Linked DNA regions of Homo sapiens: region 1 is linked to region 2. Evidence: chromatin contacts called from ENCODE Hi-C or POLR2A ChIA-PET data. All regions are on one chromosome and are shown on one strand. Each heading gives the region's core, a stretch centred on a gene start or an enhancer-like site at or near the end of the contact. The rest is flanking DNA. Distances are from core to core; before and after follow the strand shown. Region 1 has its middle 17 kb from the start of LINC01544. Region 2 has its middle 46 kb from the start of LINC01544.

Region 1 (3,410 bases), core at 785-3,284, 63 kb before region 2:
GAATAACTAAAAGAGTATAATTGGATTGTTTGCAACACAAAGAAAGGATAAGTGCTTGAGGTGATGGATACCCCATTTACCCTGGTGTGATTATTATGCATTGTATACCTGAATCAAAATATCTCATGTACCCCGTAAATATATGCACACTACCTAACAATCCATTTTGGGTGGAGTAAACACTTACAGGTAGAAGACAAAATCATTAAACTTTTAGAAGACAAAGTAGGAAAATATTTTTATGAACTTGTTGTAAGATTTCTTAGATAAGACAAAGGTTAAATTTTGATGAGAATGTGGGACAACTCGAACATATACTGCTTGTATACAGTTTGTGGATTTGTGAATTCTTATAACTACTTAGAAAATAATTAGCAATATTTAGAGTGAATTTGAAAAGATGCATATCCAATAATCTAGGCATTCCATTCTGAGGATATCCCTTGGAGAAATGTGTGTGTGTGTGTGTGTGTGTAGTGGAAGACCCATGTAACACTGTTCATAACAGCCCTGTAAGATCAAAAATCTGGGAGAAAATATCATTTCCACTGACAGTAGAAAGGTTAAAGAAATTGTGGTATATTCGTGTGATAGAATACTATAAAGCAGTGGCAACAAATGAATCACAGTTGCACACAGCAATGCAGATGACACCTAATACTGAATGAATAAAGCAAATTTCAGATGACTACTCACAGTATGATTACAATTATGTAATATTTTAAATTGCTAATTTAGTCATAGTGCATAGGAATACAAATATGAAGTTAAAAGTATAAACAAAGAAGCAAGGGAGTTGATCCTCAAATTAAAAATAATTGTTTATCTGAGAGGGGATGAAATGAGGGGACTCAAGATGCTTCACAGGTAATAGTTACTCTCTTGTCCTTAAACTGGTTAATGAGTCATTGTGTTGTTATTCTTCATACCTTATACATACACATATTTTTGAGATATGTAAGGCTTTAATTAAACAACTAAAAATGAAACAAAATGGAAAACCAAATGATAACAAAATCTTTCATATAATTGCTAAGGCAAGCAATGTACCGACAGGCCTCCACTGATAAGGAGGTTGAACTACCATTTAGATATTAAGCTGGTTTTGGCAGTTTGACATATGCCATTTTATTACATTCTTACAACAATTATTTGAGATAGGTCTTACTAATCTCATAGGAAAGGGATATTGAAGCATAGCGAGTTTAAAGAACTTGACAGAGGCAAGTAGTAAACGATGGAATGGGAAGCCAAATAACTCTTTTTTTTTTTTTTTTTTTTTTGAGACAGGGTCTTGCTTGTTGCCCAGGCTGGAGTCCAGTGGCGAGATCTCAGCTCACTGAAACCTCTGTCTCCCAGGTTTAAGTGATTCTCCTACCTCAGCCTCCCAAGTAGCTGAGATTACAGTCATGCACCACCACACCTGGCTAATTTATTTTGTATTTTTAGTAGAGATGGGGTTTTGCCATGTTGGCCAGGCTGGTCTCGAACCTCTGACCTCAAATGATTGGCCCACCTTCGCCTCCCAGGATGCTGGGATTACAGGCGTGAGTCACTGCACCTGGCCCCAACTCTCTTTTACTCCAAACTTGTGTTCCAAAACTCGTAAAAGGCTAAATCAGGTAGGGAAAGTTGAGATTTCTTTCTGCTTTTAGCAGGCTGGAATGGGGGCCTCTTTTTATGAACAGGGAGGCCCGAGATAAACATTGTCACTGCAGCCATTGCAAAAGTTGCCGAGAGAGAGAAAACAAGAATAAGGAAAATGGAGCCATTTCTGTCCAAAAATATATGTGCAGCCTCCAAAAGGAGAGAACCTGTGGAAAAAAACAAATGGACTGCAGCATGGTCTGTGATCGAGGAGGTGGACATACAAAAATGGGCTGTGGGAAACTTTCAAGGTGAGTGATGGCGAGTGAGGCTGTTTACATGGCCCTGTGTGAAGTGGAGGAGTCAGGCCCAGGCAAAACCCAGCTGACGCTGCAAATGCACAGACTACAAATTCTTCTGGCTGTCCTGGGAGGCTGTGCTCCACAGATAAGGCTGTTCATCAATGCAGCCATCCCCCTTACTTTCAGAGGAGGCCAATTAACATTACTCATTGAGAAGAAAACCAGTAGTGAGTCGGAATGGAACCAGCTTAGCAGAGGTGATTTAGGGCATAAGAATTCAGCAAGAAGCAGAGATTTCTGATACAGTGTGTTAACGAGAAACATTGCAAATATTTTTTCCTTTGGACAGGCTGTATTCTGTACGAAACATTGGCAGAAGTCTGCAATTTTCACTTTCCTTTCCATTTATGGCCCATTTTATTTCCAATAACCACCTCTTCTTAACTTTGTGCTAAGAAGTGAAGATGTGACATTTCACAAAATTGTGACCTTAACACACATGTTTTGAAATGGGATTTGTGAAATATTCAGTGTTAAGTCTCCCAAGCAGCCAGTTGCCTGCATTATCCAGGCAGTAAAACCTCAGGTTCCATGGTTAGTTGAATTCCTTGGATCTCATTCCTATTGTCTGCTGAAATTTCCTTCAAAATAAAACAACCCCTTCATCCTCCAGATACGAGGTGGTTGTTCACTGGCATTCTCAGTTTTTCAGTCTGAGTCTCACTCCCCACATTCTGCTTATGCTCCAAAATTCATTTTAAAACAGATTCCCCTTGCCATTATCCCCTCAATAGAAAAAATTGCTTCACTTTTCTTCACATGATGTAATTGAACTTTCTGGGTGAGAAGTTGCACCTCAGACATTTAGCTGTGGTTTTCACAGCCAATCAATGAATAAATTAAAGCGCTCTGTGACAGCTGTGGTTTCTGAGGATAAGAATCAGTGTCTCGGTCATCTGACTTCATTTCTCACCCCTCCCTTTTAAGGTTGAGGTGAACTTGGTGAGTAAATTCATTTCTTTTATTTTCCTATTAGGATTTGAAAATTAATCATTGTAGCCAATCAACCAAAAATAATTTCATCATAAGAGCAATTTCCATATATAAATTATCTAGAAAGTTAGAATACAATGGAAAGTGGAGGGGGTTCTCATGACCAGCCCCTGTTGTTTTTTTCATTGGTAAAATATACATAATAGAAAATTTACTGTTTTAACCATTTAAAAGTATACAATTCAGTGGCATGAAATGCATTTACAATGTGTTGCAACCATCACCACGATTTCCAGAACTTTTTCATCTTCTCAACTCTGTACCCACTAAACAGTAACTCCCCATTCCCCCCTGCTCCTAGCCCCTGGCAACAGCATTCTGCATTCTGTCTATGAATTTGACTATTCTATGTATCTCATATAAGTGGGATCATAAAATATTTGTCTTTTTGCATTTGGTTTATTTCACTTAATATAATGTTTTCCAGGTTCATCTGCATTGTAGCACGTATCAGAGTTTCTTTTTATG
Region 2 (3,409 bases), core at 557-3,056:
TGTTTAGATTCAGGTTAAACATTGGTTGGTTGTTTTGTGTCTTGGCAAGAATTTCATATATACAACATCATGTACTTCCAGTTGCATCACATCATGATGTTAATTTTGTCTTGTTATTCATGAGGTTAACTTTGGCTACTATGTTGTCTGCCAAGTTTCTCCACTGTAAAACTATCTTTTCCTATTTGTGACTAACAAGTGTTATAAGACCAACAGGTTTGTATGCCTGCTGTGCAGTGACAGAACCATTACAGTGAGACAGCAGGGTTTGCAGTTGAGAAAGAGTTTAATGATCTCAGGGTGCCGAGTGAGGAGATGGGAGGAGATCCTCAAATCCATCTCCCCAAGGAGACAGAGTCTTGCTCTGTTGCCCCAGCTACAGTGCAATGGCGTGATCTTGGCTCACTGCAACTTCTGCCTCCCGAGTTCTAGTGATTCTTGTGCCTCAGCCTCCCAAGTAGCTGGGATTACAGGCACATGCAACCACACTTGGCTAATTTTTGTATTTTTAGTAGAAACAGGGTTTCGTCATGTTGGCCAGGCTGGCCTTGAACTCCTGGCCTCAAGTGATCCACTTGCGTTGGCCTCCCAAAGTGCTGGGATTACAGGCATGAGCCACTGAGCCTTGCTGGGCTACGGTTTTTAAGGGGATTCTGGAGGGCAAGGGACTAGAGAATTGGGGTTGTTGATTGTTTGGGGTAAGGGGAATGAAATTAACAGGATATGGAAACTGCATTCTTTGGTGAGTCAGTTTCTCGTGGGGTCCTTCAGGCCAACTGATAGAGTAGCTTCGGTGATATGCAGGACATGAAGGAATATCTCAAAGGGAAAAATTAATGTTTTGTAATGTTCAAGTTGTTATCTATAAGCAATTAAGGGGAACTATAATCTTGTGACAGGGTCTATGTGATTCTAGGACAATGGGCACCACACAGCTATGAGGAAGCAGGTCAGAGAGTTAGCTGACTTAGTGATCAATGCTGAATGTGCTGCAAGCTTGGCATACTTTCATTTCTTCCCCTCCCTTCTTTCCTGAATAGTTTCATAAAGTTTTCAGGGATGGCTTTGCAAGTCATGTTTTGAGACCATGTAAATCTCCCATTCCAACAACTTTTCTTTCAATGGTTTTAACATGCATCGATAAGCCTCATTTCAACCAATTATTGCATCGATGATGGCAAAGTAGACATTTTCGAATTCCTTCTATACTCATTCACTGGTGTTCTTATGTTTAAAAAAAAGAGCTTCCCCTGTTCCCTTTTGTTCAGTATCAATATGGATTCAGGAATTCTTTTTCTTTTCCTTTTCCTTCTGTTTTATAATCCAAAGCCATCATTATTCTTTTTTTGATGTTCAAATCAACACAAATGTGGCCAGTGGGGGCCCCTTTAAGCCAGCTCCTGTGTCCTTTAACATAGGCCTACTTCGTCTTCCAGTGCTTTCTTGTTTGTTAGCTCTGAATGTTGCAGGCTTGCCTTATACCTTCCTCACCCCAGACCGGGAGTCAGTCATGTCTCCATGAAGCCTGTGCTCATTTTTGTTCTCCCAGTGTTCTTGCTTTCCTTGGAACAGGATTCTGTTACTCATAGTCTTCTCCTTGAAACTCTGCTTTCATAAATACTGTATCATTTTCCATTTCCTGCTACCTTCATAACTGCTTTCTGATTCATTTGTTAGAGTCATTAGTTTTTTTTTTCAACAGATAGTGAAATGCTTATTACATGTGTCTGGGACAGTGTGCTTCAGGCATGAAGGCAAAGAGGCCACAGTCCCGACCCTCAAGAAGCTCACATTCTTGGCCAGGCATGGTGGCTCATACCTGTAACCCCAGCATTTTGGGAGGCCAGGGGAGAAGATTGCTTGAGCTCAGGAGTTCAAGACCAACTTGGGCAACACAGTAAGACCCCATCTCTACAAAAAAAAAAAAAAAAAGAAGAGAAAAGAAAAAAGAAAAAGAAACAAAAAACAAACACACAAACAAACACACATGCCTATAGTCCTAGACTCAGGAGGCTGAGGCTGGAGGATTGCTTGAGCCTGGGAGGTTGAGGCTGCAGTGAGCTCTGATGGTGCCACAGAACTCCAACCTGGGTGACAGAGCAAGACCCTGTCTCCAAAAACAAACAAACAAACAAAAAATTCACATTTAGTCTTTTAGCTAGATGACCTTGTAATTTATCATTCAAATAGGACACTTTGAAAGTGAAAAGGGGTTCTACAAGAAGCTATACTGGGACAAGAAACAGACATTGGTATTGTGTGAGGAGTTGGTAGGAGTTGGTAGGAATTATGGAGGAATCAGTGAGGACACTGATATCCTGCCTCTAGTTTCCTCTGTCAAATTTGCTTCCTTAAACATCACTTTCAGCATGGAATCTCTTATGCTCAAAAAGCCTGCCGCTATCTGTTTTCTGGGAAGTCAAGCCAAACCCTTTTATCAGATTCCTGAGGTACTTTAAAATCTGATCTTTAAAAAACCTGACAAAAACAAGAAATGGGGAAAGGATTCCCTATTGAATAAATGGTGCTTGGAAAACTGGCTAGCCATAATGTAGAAAGCTGAAACTGGATCCCTTCCTTACATGTTACACAAAAATTAATTCAAGATGGATTAAAGACTTACATGTTAGACCTAAAACCATAAAAACCCTAGAAGAAAACCTAGGCAATACCATTCAGGACATAGGCATGGGCAGGGACTTCATGTCTAAAACACAAAAAGCAATGGCAACAAAAGCCAAAATTGACAAATGGGATGTAATTAAACTAAAGAGCTTCTGCACAGCAAAAGAAACTACCATCAGAGTGAACAGACAACCTACAGAATGGGAGAAAATTTTTTGCAATCTGCTCATCTGACAAAGGGCTAATATCCAGAATCTACAATGAACTCAAACAAATTTACAAGAAAAAAACAACCCCATCAAAAAGTGGGCAAAGAATATGAACAGACACTTCTCAAAAGAAGACATTTATGCAGCCAAAAGACACATGAAAAAATGCTCATCATCACTGGCCATCAGAGAAATGCAAATCAAAACCACAATGAGATACCATCTCACACCAGTTAGAATGGCAATCATTAAAAAGTCAGGAAACAACAGGTGCTGGAGAGGATGTGGAGAAATAGGAACTCTTTTACACTGTTGGTGGGACTGTAAACTAGTTCAACCATTGTGGAAGTCAGTGTGGCGATTCCTCAGGGATCTAGAACTAGAAATACCATTTGACCCAGCCATCCCATTACTGGGTATATACCCAAAATATTAAAAATCATGCAGCTATAAAAACACATGCACACGTATGTTTATTGCAGCACTATTCACAATAGCAAAGACTTGGAACCAACCCAAATGTCCAACAATGGTAGACTAGATCAAGAAAATGTGGCACATATACACCATGGAAT

The links. Hi-C counts contacts between places; a loop is a spot of excess contacts on that map. ChIA-PET counts read pairs that join two places held with the same protein, here RNA polymerase II (POLR2A).
Region 1: a map of left ventricle myocardium inferior shows a loop between it and region 2 (4-fold over the local background). The contact joins two enhancer-like sites. A Hi-C loop is called at or near these places in 4 of 168 maps with a recorded cell type or tissue (Right ventricle myocardium superior, endothelial cell of hepatic sinusoid, left ventricle myocardium inferior and 1 more). POLR2A ChIA-PET finds 5 or more read pairs at or near these places in 1 of 52 experiments (MCF 10A).

Annotation. Positions count from the first base shown.
Region 1 is chr18:61,763,940-61,767,349 of GRCh38, reverse strand. No RefSeq gene overlaps it. Among named protein-coding and RNA genes, the nearest start is that of LINC01544, 17 kb to the right of the region's middle. Within about 2 kb of position 2,034, at least 2 of the 41 ENCODE cell types and tissues checked have a DNase peak (open chromatin) inside an H3K27ac peak, as active enhancers do.
Region 2 is chr18:61,700,399-61,703,807 of GRCh38, reverse strand. No RefSeq gene overlaps it. Among named protein-coding and RNA genes, the nearest start is that of LINC01544, 46 kb to the left of the region's middle. Within about 2 kb of position 1,806, at least 2 of the 41 ENCODE cell types and tissues checked have a DNase peak (open chromatin) inside an H3K27ac peak, as active enhancers do.